Regions from separate parts of the Homo sapiens genome. Here all the other regions are linked to region 1. The links are chromatin loops, found by intact Hi-C in ENCODE. Cell type or tissue: PC-3. All regions are shown on one strand.

The links. A loop is a pair of places that touch in the nucleus more often than their neighbours do. Peaks named below come from ENCODE experiments on the same cell type or tissue, not always from the same donor. Only the 100,000 strongest peaks of a DNase experiment are listed, where the experiment ranks them.
Region 2: it touches region 1 in a loop (13-fold over the local background); 29 of 110 quality-filtered maps call a loop at or near these places.
Region 3: a loop joins it to region 1, with 6 times the contacts of the local background. A loop is called at or near these places in 8 of 110 quality-filtered maps.

What each region holds. Positions count from the first base shown.
Region 1 is chr3:17,429,044-17,434,043 of GRCh38, reverse strand. All of the region lies in intron 3 of TBC1D5 (TBC1 domain family member 5), which reads left to right. Among named protein-coding and RNA genes, the nearest start is that of TBC1D5, 310 kb to the left of the region's middle. In PC-3, a CTCF peak has its summit at 2,864; no DNase peak of the experiment used is centred here; H3K27ac peaks cover 937 bases.
Region 2 is chr3:17,684,295-17,689,294 of GRCh38, reverse strand. All of the region lies in intron 1 of TBC1D5 (TBC1 domain family member 5), which reads left to right. Among named protein-coding and RNA genes, the nearest start is that of TBC1D5, 56 kb to the left of the region's middle. In PC-3, a CTCF peak has its summit at 2,470 (motif pointing right); no DNase peak of the experiment used is centred here.
Region 3 is chr3:17,642,527-17,647,526 of GRCh38, reverse strand. The region is part of intron 1 of TBC1D5 (TBC1 domain family member 5); the gene reads left to right. Among named protein-coding and RNA genes, the nearest start is that of TBC1D5, 98 kb to the left of the region's middle. In PC-3, CTCF peaks have their summits at 2,052 and 2,256 (motif pointing left); a DNase peak (open chromatin) is centred at 2,256.

The DNA.
Region 1 (5,000 bases):
GGGGCAGAGCTACCCAAGGCCGTGGGAGCCTACCTCTTGTATCAGTGTGACATAGATGTGAGACATGGAGTCAAAGTAGATCATTTTGGTACTTTACAGTTTAATTACTGCCTCTTGGATTTTGGACTTGCATGGGGCTTGTACCCATTCGTTTTGGTCAGTTTCTCTCATTTGGAGCGGGTGTATTGCTCAATGCCTGTACCCCCATTGTATCTATGAAGTAGCTAACTTGCTTTTGATTTTGCAGGCTCATAGAGGAAGGGACTTGCCTTTCTCAGATAAGACCTTGGACTTGGACTTTTGGGTTAATGCTGGAATGAGTTAAGACTTTGCAGGACTGTTGGGAAGGCATGACTGTGTTTTGAATTATAAAGACATGAGATTTGGGAGGGGGTACAGTGATATGGTTGGGCCGTGCCCCCACCCAAATCTCATATTGAAATATAGGTTTATAATCCCCAGGTGTTACAGGAGAGACCCAGTTGGAGGTAATTGAATCATGAGGGCGGTTACCCCCATGCTGCTCTTGTGATAGTGAGTTCTCATGAGATCTGATGGTTTTATAAGGGGCTTTTCCCTGTTTTGCCCTGTACTTCTCCTTCATGCCATCATATGAGGTAGGGCATGTTTGTTTCCCCTTTTGCTATGATTGTAAGTTTCCTGAGGCCTTCCCAGGCATGTGGAACTGCGAGTCAATTAAACTTCTTTCCTTTTTAAATTACCCAGTCTCAGGCAGTGCTTTATAGCAGCGTGAGAATGGACTGTATATCGGGTGTTTAGTTTGGCTTGTTGTATGTTCTATTCATGTCCGCTGCTTCTTCTAAAGTAGCCGGAACAGAGAAAGGCACCTTGTGTCATCTTTCAGGTGGCCCTTACACAGGGTAGAACATATATGCACAACAATTTGCTAACATGGTACCCTCTTCCCTTCGAGAACTAAGTACCAGACTCCCACCCTGGGAAAGTAGCTACCCTCTTCCAGACTGCTACAGTGCCAGGGATGGGGTGGGTGGGGCAAGGGCAAGTGTAAACACCACGAAATTTTTAAGTTGCCTTTTTTCTTGATTCAGTGTTCATTTTGCTTTGGAACATTTTTGACTGTTTATTACAGCTTTTACAAAGTCCTAAAAGTTACTTTTTGTTTTTCAGTGTTTCTGTGGGAGGACATGTACTACTTGGAGTTTCAAACTCTGCCATCTTGCTGATGTCATGCTGCTTTCTGTCTTTTGTTTTTAAGAATTCTATGAAAGGTTTAATAGGAACCTTTGATAACAAAGCATCCTTTTCTCAAATTAAAATGTCCACTTGAAAATGTTTTTTATTTAAGACTTCTTATGAATTTCTATTTTACGTTTGAGTTTTCATTATCTACAATACAGATTTTTTAAGACATTATTTAGAGAACTAAATATGACTATTAAATCACTGGAATGTAAGTACATTAACAATAATAAAGAAAATTGAAAATTATAAAATTGACACATTTTTTTCTGTGTTGACTTCAGCACTGGCTCTTAGATCTAATGAGTGGTCCTGGATTTTTAGCATAAGTAATTAGCTTGGGGTGGCTAATGGTTAGCCTGATTTCACAAATGATGTGGCTACTTTATGGATAATGCTGAGTCATTATGCTTTGCCTTCACTGTGTGTCAACACATGAATATACTTTATTCATAGATTTTTAAAAATCATTTTTTTAAAGGATTTTAAAGTTAACTAAAACATTTCATTGGTATATACTAATTCCTTTAAAAGACACAAAGGCTTTCAGGTCTTTACACTAAACTCATAGCTTTGTTTTCATCTTAGTTTGAACCAAGTCATTTTTCCCCATCTTACTATTAAATACCCCACCCAGACTGTGTATGTTGACAGTTCTCTAATGATTCAAAGATAAAACCTTTTCTTTATTATGTAATACTTTTCAGAATTCATACCTAGTGTGATGTGATAGTCTAAAACTTGATGTTTTCACATGTAAACTGAAGACACATTTGAGTAGGCGTGATTATTTATAGTGTTATTCTGGCTGTTTTTAACTTAACCTAGTTTAAAAATCTCTGGTTCTCTCTTCATGAACTAGATGTTTGTGTATAAAAAAATACTACAGAAATCTATTGTAAACCTCCCTTTAGAAAGATTTCAACAGTGCACAGATGGAACCAAAAATGCCCTTTGTTAAACATGACTTCAGTTAAAGCTAAAAGGGAGTCTGAAATTCCATTCATTCTGTTTTGAAATTTAAGTCACAGTTATCCTTTCTGGCTTAGTAAGTTAGATACACATGTTAGAAATTACTATTAAGCAATATTATGCATTTTCTTATAATTTAAGCCAATGTAACTATCAGCATATTTTTGCAAATCAGCAATTTATTTTCATTGAATATTATGAACCCATTAGGAAAGTTGCATACCAATTAATGAGAAATGAATGTTATATAAATTTCAAACTTACGGTCACAAGTAATTGATGAATTGTTCTTATAGATATATGTTGTACAATGTTATAAATATATAGTTACACATATGTTATTTATTTTATATAATTCATGCATGTATTCAAAATATACTCAATAAAGACATCTAGATTCTTTTACTGGTTACTTTACATTAGATATTGAAATACCTTTAAAGTTACAACTGTATTCTAAAAATTGCAGATTAGTTAAATTATTTTCAGGTAAGAGGAAGCCTATTATCTTAAACCACATTTTAGATATTTGTGCTGTTTGACCATTTAATAGTCTTTGTGTAAGATTACATTAATACTGTATTTGTATGTGTGTGTATGATGCATCTTTGTTACAGTTACGGCTACCTGACAACTTAGTTCAAGGATCAGAATAGCAAGTAAAAACATCATAGTAAACTCTCTTGCACCCTCTGTTGTTATTTTTGGGAAACACTACATATACGTTCCCATGATTGTATTGTCATTTCATTTACTTTAATCCCTTATAAAATTAATACTTATTTTATTATACTTACCTCCAAATTAGATTCAGTAGTAAAGTAACACTTGTTTATTTCCCAAACTGGCGGAAGTTGTTTTCTGGTGTTACAGATATGTTTTTTATCATATTATAGCTTAAATGAAAAATGAGCCTTTCTGTTTGTCTTTGATTTCTCCTAGTTACTGGTATTAAGCCTCTCCAAATGTTTCACACCAAGGAAAATCTCTACAGGATGTAGCACATTGTATACACAATTTTACAGAATTACAGATTCTGTCTGTTCTTTTGTAAACCTTTCCATAGTCAGACAGTTTCCTTCCAAAATAAGAGTCTGGGATCGTCCATACTAAAATTAAGAGTTTATAACTGTAAGGAACAGATGTTTTCATAAACATTTGCCATAATTAATTTCAACTAGAGGATTGAGGGAACAAAGCGTTTTTCCCGCTTCAAAACTTTATTGCCTTTTCCCCATATAGCCAACTCTGAAATCTTTTCTCTAATATTGTTAGTGAAACAATTGTACTCCTTATTTGCTATGTTTTTGAGAAAGAAAAACTGCTTTTTTTTTCCCTATTACCATTTTTTTGCACCTTGAAAGTTACATTTAATGTGATAGTTTCATTTGGAAACAGTTTTAAATTAAATAAAACCTTTATAATATGATAAAACCTGGTTGTTTATAAAGCCAAATTCTCTTAATTATTTGAAGGATTTTATATTTGATCTGATAAATATCACCTTAAAGGAAGAACTATTCTATTGGTGTTATTTTTCATGTTTAATCATAATCTTTAGTTTTAACGAGAAAGAAGCTCATATTTTAAATGTATAATATAGTACTTATTCTATGCTGATTATGGAACGTTTCACAGGAAATGTCTGCAAGCTGTTAAATAACATGTGTTGTAGGAAATTTTCATTTAGCAAGACAGAGACTAATTTTCCTTACATCTTTTTAGTTTATTATAATATTATTAATTTTTAAAAGAAAATGAAGGGTGCTGTATGAGTAATACCATACCCATGTTTTCAAAGAATTAGCAACTTATACCTAGCTAGGTTAATTTTAAACATTTATATGTTTTTGGATTATTTTCTTCTATAAATTGTCACCATTTTTAAGTGTTGTAATCCATTTTAGGATTTTTTGTTTTTTCAAAAAACAAAATAAACTGGAACAATATTTTGAAAAAAGAGTAGAGTTGAAAGTTTAATAAGCAGGCTCAGTCCACTTCTCCTGAACACTGGCACAGCTGCACATATCTCACCAAATTCTCAAAAAAGAACCAGTGTTCTTTACTATCTGTCAGCTATAAAATGTGTAAAGAAAGATAGGTAGCTGTCATTAAAATTACATTTCAGCATTCAGTCACCATTTAATGAGTAGCATAATTATATAAGTATAGTACCTTAGATACTATACTCAATAATTAAAAATAATCTCATCTTTAAAGTGAAAGCTCTGTAATTACTGTTTGACTTATCCACGACCACTGTGATGATTTCCTATTGCACCTTCGGTTGTTCAAAGTATATTAAAAGTATAAAATTGGATTAAATCATTGTTATATTAAGCTGTAAATATTATAAAAATCAAATACAACCTGATGTTTGAAAGTTACATTATATAAATTAGGAGTATAAAATATAATCAGATTCTAAACTTTTAATTTGTTTTGAAGAACAAATGACATTTTTAATAGTGGTATACTATGGTTTCATAAAAGCTGTACTTTGAAGTATATATTTAAAAAAATTGAACTATGAAATTTCAATCAATAAGAATATATAACAACGGGGCATTGGTAAGCATTTTTTCCAACTTTAGTACATTTACTTTTATTCTGTAGTCTTTAAATTGATATGTATAATTTGTTCTAAATGTGATTTTATGAATATGATAGATTTTTGAGTAAAAATTTTTTTTCTAAATGTTTGATATTATTATAGAAGACAAATACCTTTTGATGTTGTTCCTTTTTCATGTTTTAAATTGCCGAACTTTTGACAGTTGAAACCTAAAGTTAACAGATAAAGTTTT
Region 2 (5,000 bases), 260 kb before region 1:
GTGCTGGGATTACAGTCGTGAGCCATTGTGCCCGGACTTTGTTGTGAGTGTCTAACGCATTTTCTAGAGGACTGGGTCCATCTATTTCACTTTTTTGTTTGTTTGCTATTTTGGCCAACTCCATGCACTTGTTAGTAGCTTTGAATGTCTTTTCCTTTGTTTTTCCATTTCTTTTATGGTGATAATGGGGATTTTGGAAAGTAAATCACTCTAGAAAATATGGAAAATTTTGAAGCATTCTAAATTATGAGACTCTATTAATGGTAATTATGGAGTTTCAGCCAATGGAATTAATGCCAATATAACAATTCTCTGTGTACCCAGTAGTAACTCTGGAAAATTCGGGACAATTCAAGATAGTTTTAAAAATATAAGAAAGATATAATTTATGTTAGATGTGTTCATTATACAAGTAACCAGAAAAATGTACAGTAGGGTAGAAATTTTAAAAATAGGCTGAGAAATATAGAAAGTGGAAGGATTTGTAGAAGCATGAAGGACAAATGATTAGTTCCACAGAATGAGATGAGCAAAGTAATCAATATGTCGGGGTACATTGTTAGGAATGATGGATGTAGCATCTGGTTAGGAGTGACTTGTGCAAAGCTGACAAACGTGATATGTGAATGCTAGTAAGTTGAATACAAGTTGGGCACAGAGAAGTTGGCTTCTTAGTACTGCCTAAAGAGAAACATCTATGTTTTGCCCCGGTTGGTAAAGATACAGCTCAGATGTAGATGCTCCATGCCATTGTTTAAATCAGTGAATTCTAGGTAATAAAATAAATTGAAGCCTGAACCTAACCACTTTTCTAAGGTGGCTGATTGCTTCTTCATCTGTGCCAACATTTTTATGAAAAATAATCAATACACATAGTATGTATTCATTGTAGAAAAACTAGAAATTAATGAAATGTATGGATAAAGTAAAATTTAGTTACAATTCCTCAAAGGAGAGCTAAACCACTAGTATCAGTTTAGTTTTTATTTTCTTAAGTTTTATATGGTCTCAGTCTCTCTAGATATAGCTATATGATGGGCCTATATGTATGTGTATATATATACTAGTATATGTATTTGTATATATGTATATTGATATGAAATGGGTTATTGTATATGAAATAGTTTATATTTTTTTATTTAATACTGTGAACAGTTCTCCATATCAGTAAAATTCTTCAAAGTGATATTTAGTGAAATCATAGCATTCGATTCTAAGATTATCCCTAAATTTAACCATTCTTCTATTGTTAAATATCTTTTCCTTCATTTTCATTAATTTGCAGTGAACTTCTCTAATGAAAATCTTTCAGTACCTCTTTCATTTTCTTTGAAGAGTTGTAACTTTTACTGCAGTCTGCCTATTTTAATTCACCTCACAAAATTTATTCTGTCTTCCTTAGTTACAAAAGAATCCCAGTTTTATAGCTGAGTATATTGACAGTGTTACAGACTACATTGCCTGGCCTTCCAAGTGGTTAAGTGTGACCAAAGGGCTAAGTTTATGGTTTATAAGATATAAGGTGGAATATTGTGTGAGATAAGAGAATAGGGAGGGCTTTTCTTCTCCTTTCAGACTTCTTCCTGCTGCCTGCAATGTAGGTAGATTAGCTGCAATTCTCATAGCCTTCTTGGAATATGAGGTGACTTTGAATAGAAACTGTACGGTAGAGCAAAAAGGTGGAAGGAACTTGGGCCCCTTATAGTTGGAGCTGCCATATCAGCCTGTGATTTTCTTCTTCTGGACATTTACATGGGAGAAATAAATTTGTCTCCTCCCTCCTTTTTTCCCCCTCTCCTTGTTATTATTTGATTATTATTTTTATTGATTTGGGAGGGATGTGACCTAATCCTAGCTGACAAAGTATACTATTATTTAAAGCCTCTATATGATAATATAACAGGTCAAATATAAGGAAACATACATTTTTGTCATTCCTTGGTTTCTTAAAGTGTTGGGATTACAGGTGTGAGCCACCATGTCTGGCTAAATTTAGCTTTTAATGCTCTCATATTAACTTGTTGAAAACATTTTGATATATGAAATTTTTAGAAAACATTTTTTATGACTGTAGACTTACTGTTTAATATTGATTCTAAGAAAGGTAATCATAACTTTAGTCATATAAGTGAAGAATACATATTTGAAAAAATAAGATAGTTTTTGAGCAGTTTTAGCTTTAGAGAAAAATGGAGCAGAAAGTACAAAGGGTTCCCATATACCCGGTCTCCCAAGGATACACTTTTTTTATCCAGGATATTTCACTATACATATTATACATAGAAAAAAGACTCTACATCTATTAACCAAATATATATTATTTTGTAATAGGAAAACCATACATGTTACTTTAATTCAGGGTTTCCTACCCTCATCACTACTAACATTTTAGGCTAGATAATTCCTTGTTGTAGGAGCCATCCTGTGCATTGTAGGATGTTTAGCAGCATCCCTGACCTCTACCCACTAGATGTCAGTAATTCTCCCTAGTTGTGACACACAAAATGCCTCCACGCATTGCCAAATGTCCCTTAAGAAACAAAGTCACCCTTAGTTGAGAACCCATGCTTTAACAATATAGGTGTTTTAGAATTTTCTAAATTTTTCAGGTTTGGCCTAAATTTAAGGGCTCTATAGCTTAATGAATCTTCCCACTGAAGATTGTGTAGGCAAAATGTGGATCTTTCCTGCCACTTGGGCACTGTAGGCAGTATACATAATTTTACTGGGCCTCAGTTTCCTTCACTGAAAAATAGGTAAAATGTTACCTAACTTGAAAGATTGTTGTGAGAATTCACTAAGATAAATTATATAAAACACTTTAATTAATTAGTAAATTAGGTTAATTTCCTTCTCTTCAAGCGTACTATATTGTTTTAATGTAGTCCCTTCAGTGTGTCAAAAACCTATCACAAAGTTATTATTTCTATGGGAACAGCTATCATAACTTGGGATCTACTATTTAAGGATATAAAGAATGCTATACTATGGGTAGATAAAACCTTTGTTAAATGAAGGCTGATTTATGAGGTCAGTTGTGTTTTGACCCTTTATGGTACCCTAATTAGATTGTGACTACATTCAGATTGTAACAGTTAAGGGATCTCATCGTGTTCTTTCAAGGACTTTGAGCTTCCCAGATTGAAGATAGCATTAGATGTCAGCCAATCACTTTGTCCTTTGAAGTTTTTGTCTTTCACGTCTGAAATCCCGCCAATTGTAACAGCTTGTGTGTCAGCCCCAATAGAGAAAGTTGGATACTGTCAAGTTGAAGTTAGTCCACTGAAGACTTCTAAAAATCTTGACATAGTTTATGACTAATAATGTCGACTTCCCATTATTTTTAGAATTGTAAAACATTGTCCACTAGTGAATGAAATGCCATCTGTAATAATTAAGGCTCTTCTTATTATTCTCCTGCAGAAAATTTCTAAAGATTTGGTGAAGATAGGAAAACTGTCAGAAAGGCTGTAGCATTATTATATTGTAGGTATTTCTTTGAAAAAGAAGTGTAAGTTAAGAATGTCTTGAGTGTCCAGTTGTTTGAGGGAAAATATGTTAGAGAAAGATATATATAATATCAAGGCAGTTGTATTATAATTATATTAATGATGTATGAGAACTAATCCTATGCAGTCTTTTAAACATTGAAAATGTGTTCATATGTATTGAGATGAGGATTTTACCAATAGTATTGAAAAATATTTCTAATTCTAACAAGGATTGATCTAACTTATGTACATTTGCTTATTTAAATTATCAAAATCCGGAAAATCATTGTAGCTTTGTAGGTTGTGATATGTTTGGGTGACTTATTATTTAGGTTATTTTGCAGAATTATTTATTTGCTGTTTTATTTATGTATTTCATTATTTATTTATTTGATTATTTAGTAAATTATTTATCTGATGAATTATTAATACATCTTCACGACATCCTTTAAATTATTTATAAGTTAATTTTGAGTTTATTGCTTTTAGACGCTGCATTGTTACTGACTAGTTTTGATTTTTTTCTTTGTGGTTCTTGAAAATTAAAGTATCAGCTCTAAGGCAAAAGTATAGTCATTGCAATGCTCATGGATTTTTTTTAAATTTATGGCAGAGATAAAATTTCAGCTTTTTTTAGCTTTAAATTTACCTATTTAGAGTTACCAGTGGTAGAATGTTTGTGTATTATGTGCATACTCATTTTAGAGTCACTTACAAATTAATGATATAGCCTATCATTTATAAACAGTGATTGAACATGTAAACCTCAGTCTGCATTACCCTTTGTGTCTTTAAAGAACAGATCTGCATTTTTTACTTGTTTTAAAATGAATAAGTCTTGGTTATTTTATTTTAATGGCAAATCTGTTCTACTACTGGAATGTTTTTAGGACAGTTCAGAGAAATGAAGTCCAACTCAGATTTGGATTCTTGACGAATAAATTTGACTGCTGTAATCTTTGTTTTTTTAAATCCACCTTATATTTGTATTGGGAAAACATCAGGCTGTTTATATAAATCTTTCTATATAAATTGTGTATGTCAGTCATAATGACATATTTCTTATGGAAATTTTTATATTTAATGAATGAAAATGGACAAAGAGCTTTATAAATGCAAGCTGTAGTTTCTTTGACTTAGTTAATAATTCTCTTGTGTGAAGTTTCTATTTTTAATCAAATTTAAGATCATTTCTGATTCTATTTCGTAACATAGAGCAGTTATTAGGGCTCTCTTATTGAAAGGGTTTAATGAATAGGTTAAAGTAGTCATTCGGGTGAGTGCCATATGCACAACATGGTCTTTATTTTGTGTTTGCTTGCAGTGAATTAGTATGTACTTTACAGTTTTCACACTTCAGAGAGAAACTGCATTGTACATTTCAAGTTGAGATGCTACTGAAATATAGTGAAAATGGCCTCTGTAGACAGGTTTCACTATAAAATTGTAAATTATGCATACATATATCCAAATTTCTTATTTTGAAATATTGAATATATGAATATTTAA
Region 3 (5,000 bases), 210 kb before region 1:
TTTTTCCCCCACTATCTTTAAGTCTTTTCTTAAGTGTCACCTTGTCAGGGAGGTGTTCTCTGAGCACCTTATATAAAATCATAACCTTGCTCCTTTCCCTACGCCAACTTCCCTTATTCCCTGTAGCTTGCTTTACTTTTCTCTGAAGCACTTAATAATTTCTGAGTTTGTGTATATTTATTTTTGTTTGTTTATCAGCTGTTTAACCACTGTCTTTAGAATGTAAGCTTGTAAGCTTCATGAGGGTAGGAACTTTGCTTTGTTTTCTGTGGTTTATCTAGCTTCTGGAACTATACTTGGCACATGATGGATACTCACTGTGTTTATGTGTTAAATGAATGAATGATTAAATAAGGGGAAGAGAGTTACAAGCAGATGTGAAAAGCATTGGTGTGTTTCAGAACCTGAAAATATTTGCCTGTTTATTTGACGTGGGAGCAGTGAGTGATGGTCTCTTTTTTTCTCTTTAGTTTTGGAGTCCAGAACATGTAAAGTTTTTTCACCCATTATAAACAATTTGGACAAAATACTGCATGTTCTACTTAAAATTGGGAGCTAAGCAGTGGGTATGTATGCATGGACATAAAGATGGAAATAAGGGACACTGGGGACTCAAAAAGTGGGAGGGGTTGGAACAGGGGAGGGTTGAGAAATTACCTGTTGGATACAGTGTTCACTATTTGGGTGATGGGTGCACTAGAAGCCCAAACCTGCACATTTACCCATGAATCTAAAATTTAAAAAAAAATCAGACTTTATCCTGAGAGACCATGGATACTACCAACTGTAATCCACTGAAAGTGTGGTCAGATTAGCATTTTAGAAACAGTCCGCTTGCTAAGGGTGAATGAACAAGAGAGAAGCAAGGACATGGGGATTATTTCGTGAACATTAGTCCAGGGGCATGATGGTGATTGCCTGAACCAGATTATTGATGTAAAAATGGAAAGATCGACAGATTAAAGAGATATATAGTATTTAGGGAGCAGGCCTCAGTAATTGAAAGAGGAGCAAGAATGATGCATAGGAATCTGCCATGACAAAATCGGTGGATGGGATGCTATTCAGAGATAAGTAGCGGGCTTGATGATGGTAGAAAATTGAGTCCAAATTCAGTTTATGGTGCTGTTTAGTTTTTTAGGGATGCCATAACAAAGAACCAAAAACTGAGTGGCTAAAAACAAAAGAAATTTATTGTTTCAGTTCTAGAGACTAGAAGTCCAGAAATCAAAGTGTAGGCTAAAGGTTCTAGGGGAGAATCCTTTCTGATTTTTCCAGCTACTGTTGTTTGCTGGCAGTCCTTGGCTTGTGGATGTATTATATTACTTCAGTCACATGGCCATCTTCTTTCTGTGTGTCTCCACCTAATCTTCCCTCTGAGTGTCTGTCTGCATCCAAATTTACCCTTCTTATAAAGACATCAGTCATATTGGGTTTGGGCCCATCCTCATCACTTCAGTTTAATTTGATTACCTCTGTAAAGACCCTATTTCTGAATAAGGTCCCATTCTCTGTGTGACACTAGGGATTAGAACATTGATACATCTTTCATTGATAGATGACAGAATTTTAAGGAGAAACGAATAGGATTTGATGCTTTGAATCAGTATAGAGTAGGAGATCGGGAAGGGGAAAGAGAGACATGAGTTGTCATGTTTTCCTGAGAGAATGCTGGTGCTACTAGAGAAATAGAAAAGTAGGGGGGAAGGGGAAAGAGCTTTGTGACAAGGTGAGGGTGGTGGGAAATAAGTTTCATTGTAAGCATGCTGAATTTGGAGTTGTAGTTGGTAGTAGAATTGGTTCATGGTCTAGTCAGAATTCAAGAAAGAGATTTGTACCTAGATTATAGCTTTTATGAGAATGTTTAGGTTCTGTGAGGGAGAGGATACAAAGAGGAAACCTAAGCCTAGAAAGGAAACTAAAGAGAGAGTGTTACTTTGTTGAAATGGATGCTTTCATCCATTGTAGAAAAACAGTTTCATGCACCCATCTATTCCTTTACTCTAAATGTCAATTCTAGTAATGTCTGGATAGTGGATTTAGTTGCCGAAGTGGTCGCTGCATGAACAGAAGTAGAGTTACCAGTTCCTGACAGCTGCGAGTCAGCCTCTGGGCATCTTGCTAAATTTTCAAGTATAATTATACAGTAGACTTCCTTTAACAAATTCCGTGTTCCCAGCTATAATTATAACTGCTTTTCTTGCCTATAGCCTGTTCTTTGTCTTACTACTCTCCTCTGTATCTCCCCCTGCTGGTTAGACTTTTCCTCTGGTCATTTGGGATCTGAGAAAATAGGAAGCTGTTTTTCCTAAGCATTGCATAACCAATTTCTTTCTTCTCACTCTACTCCAATAGACATTTCAGTAATAAGCAATGTTTTAAAGCATAGGCTAGCAGTATTCTATATTATATTTATATTTATCTTCAGAGAATATGCAGATACAAATTAGGTACCTTGTAAGCTTTCTAAGCAACTGTCAGAAAATGACTACCACAACTTCCCCAGTGACCCCGTTTAATAGTTAAGACTCTTAAATAAAATCTTGCTCATGGCCATGCTTTAGACCAAGAGTGTTTTGTTTTGTTTTGTTTTGTTTTGAATAAATTAAAATTTTCACCCAAAAATGAAGTCATCATAAATCCTGCAACCATAATCTTGCACTAGTTTCCAGGACTAATCATGACAGTAATTTGTAAGATCAGAATTATGAGTGGGATTTCCTGTTTTCTCGTGTATTTTTGTCTCCCAAATATCCATTATGAAAATAAATCACTTTTAAAAATGACTTGATGTCCTTTACAAAAATATTGTAGTTTTCGGATGATAAAGTTTAGGAATATATTTCCACATCACTTAGATTAGATTCTGAGTCATTTTAATATCTTTCTTAAGAAGTAATTAAAATGTGTAGTTTTTTGAATGTGCAGAAGGAAACTTCAACTTTTGTAGCCTGCAGTGGAAGTAGTCTAGAAGAAATTATGGATTGTTGTCAGTACTTACTCATTAATATTTGTTATGTGCCAGGCACTGTGCTAGTTGCTAGTTTACTGTGATTTTAGTTTGAAGAATGATATTAGATTAAGTAGGTTTTACTTATAATAGTTGAAATATACTTGGGAATAAATAGTGTATCAAGATTGCCTATTAAAATAATTCCGTGTATTCTGGGTGACGTTAAGTGCTATGAAGTAGGACTTCTCTTACATAGTAATTGGTTGACATTCTTTGACCTCAGTGTAAGACTGAAGTATTTAATCAACAAACACAGAGGATAAAGTTTTGATAAATAAACCACTTTCTTTAAACCTTTAGAAATAAACTTGAAGTCTTTTGGCATTAGATTGATGGGCTTTCCTTTTGTGAAAGAGTAAGTGAATAATTTAAGCTTATAATTCATGTTTGCAGGTCCTCATCCTGTCATAGGAATAATAGTCTTGAAAATTGGAGCTCTGGAATTCACCATTCTGAGAGATATCTCCTTACTGGTATAATTTTATGCTTATGTGGCAAGGTTTCAGGTTGAGGAATGAGATCAGATTTGCAGGGGCAGAATATTTGCTATCCTCGTTGTTTTGGTTCCTGAGGAATGCTTACCCCTTAGCCTCAAATGTGCTGTGGTATTAGCTACTTTAAAATAGATTGCTCAAGACTCTTTATTTGGAAAACCTTAAATATGCATCGTGATGCATTACTTGCAATAAAAAATGAGGCTACAATTATATAAAACAAAACAGTACAGCTGCTGACAGATGTCATTAGCGACTTACTCAAACACAGATCCTTCCAAAAGGAACTGCTAGACATCGGATTCAGGGAGTTAAGGTCATTATGACTGAATATGAAATACTGTTGTCCACTACATTTATTGTTGGCTTTTTGCATTTAACTTTTTGATAATTTTTTGGAGACCTTGACATTTGATACAGTTTAAAAACCATTCTTTTAAATTACAATTAATAAATGTATAAAGAATGAGGAAAATAGAAAATCACCATGAGGCAAACACCACCGTAATAATTGTTGCAGGCAAGACTCATTAATGGATAGCAAAAGTAAGGGTGAACATTTAAGGAGAAATAGAATATTTGTATAGGTCTAAAAAGTATATTCATGAGATGTTTAATAATTACAAAGAGAAAAATAGTAACTTTATGGAGGAGACAGCTGATAGACACTAAGTGATGAAGGTTAGCATCAACAGTAATAAGATATATTAACATCTGATATAATACGATACACCAAAGAGGGCACATCACTTATATGATATTCTTGCCAAAAATATATAAGCTCAGTTTCATCATGAGAAGACGTTAGACAAACTCAAAATTGAGACACATTCTACAAAATAACGGACTAGCACTCTTAAAAAATATTACAGTCATGAAAGAGAAGGAATTCCCACAGATTGGGGGAGGCTAAGGACACATGACAACTAAAGGTAATGTGGAATCCTGGATAGGATTCTGGAATCAAAAAAAGTCATTAGTGGCGTAACTGACGAAATTTGAGTAAGACCCACAGTTTAGTTAATAGTTTGAACCAATGTTAATTTTATGATTTTAATAACTGTAATATAGCTATGTATGGTGTTTTCATTAGAAAAACCTAATTGAAGGTTATGTGGGAATTCGGTGCTATTTGGGCAACCTTTCTATAAGTATAAAATTATTTCAAAATAAAAAGTTAAAAAGTCCCTTTTGGAAATTTGATGTAGTACGTTCTTACTTACCCTGTGAGACTGTGAAAGTGCTCTTCTATTATAATGAAATGTCTTAGTTTTAGTAATGAAATGTCTTGGGTTTTATCTTGGGCAGAGTTCCAGGATAGACTCAGCACTTGTTGCTGACCACAATTTGTTGTCTCATTTCTCCTAATCATCCTTTGATAACAATTGTAGAGATACCTGAGTTGTGTAATTTCTAAAGAGATGTTAATTGGCCTCCACTGTAGTTAGTTGACGAGTATGTGGAAGAATTTGAAGATTAGAAATATGGTAGAT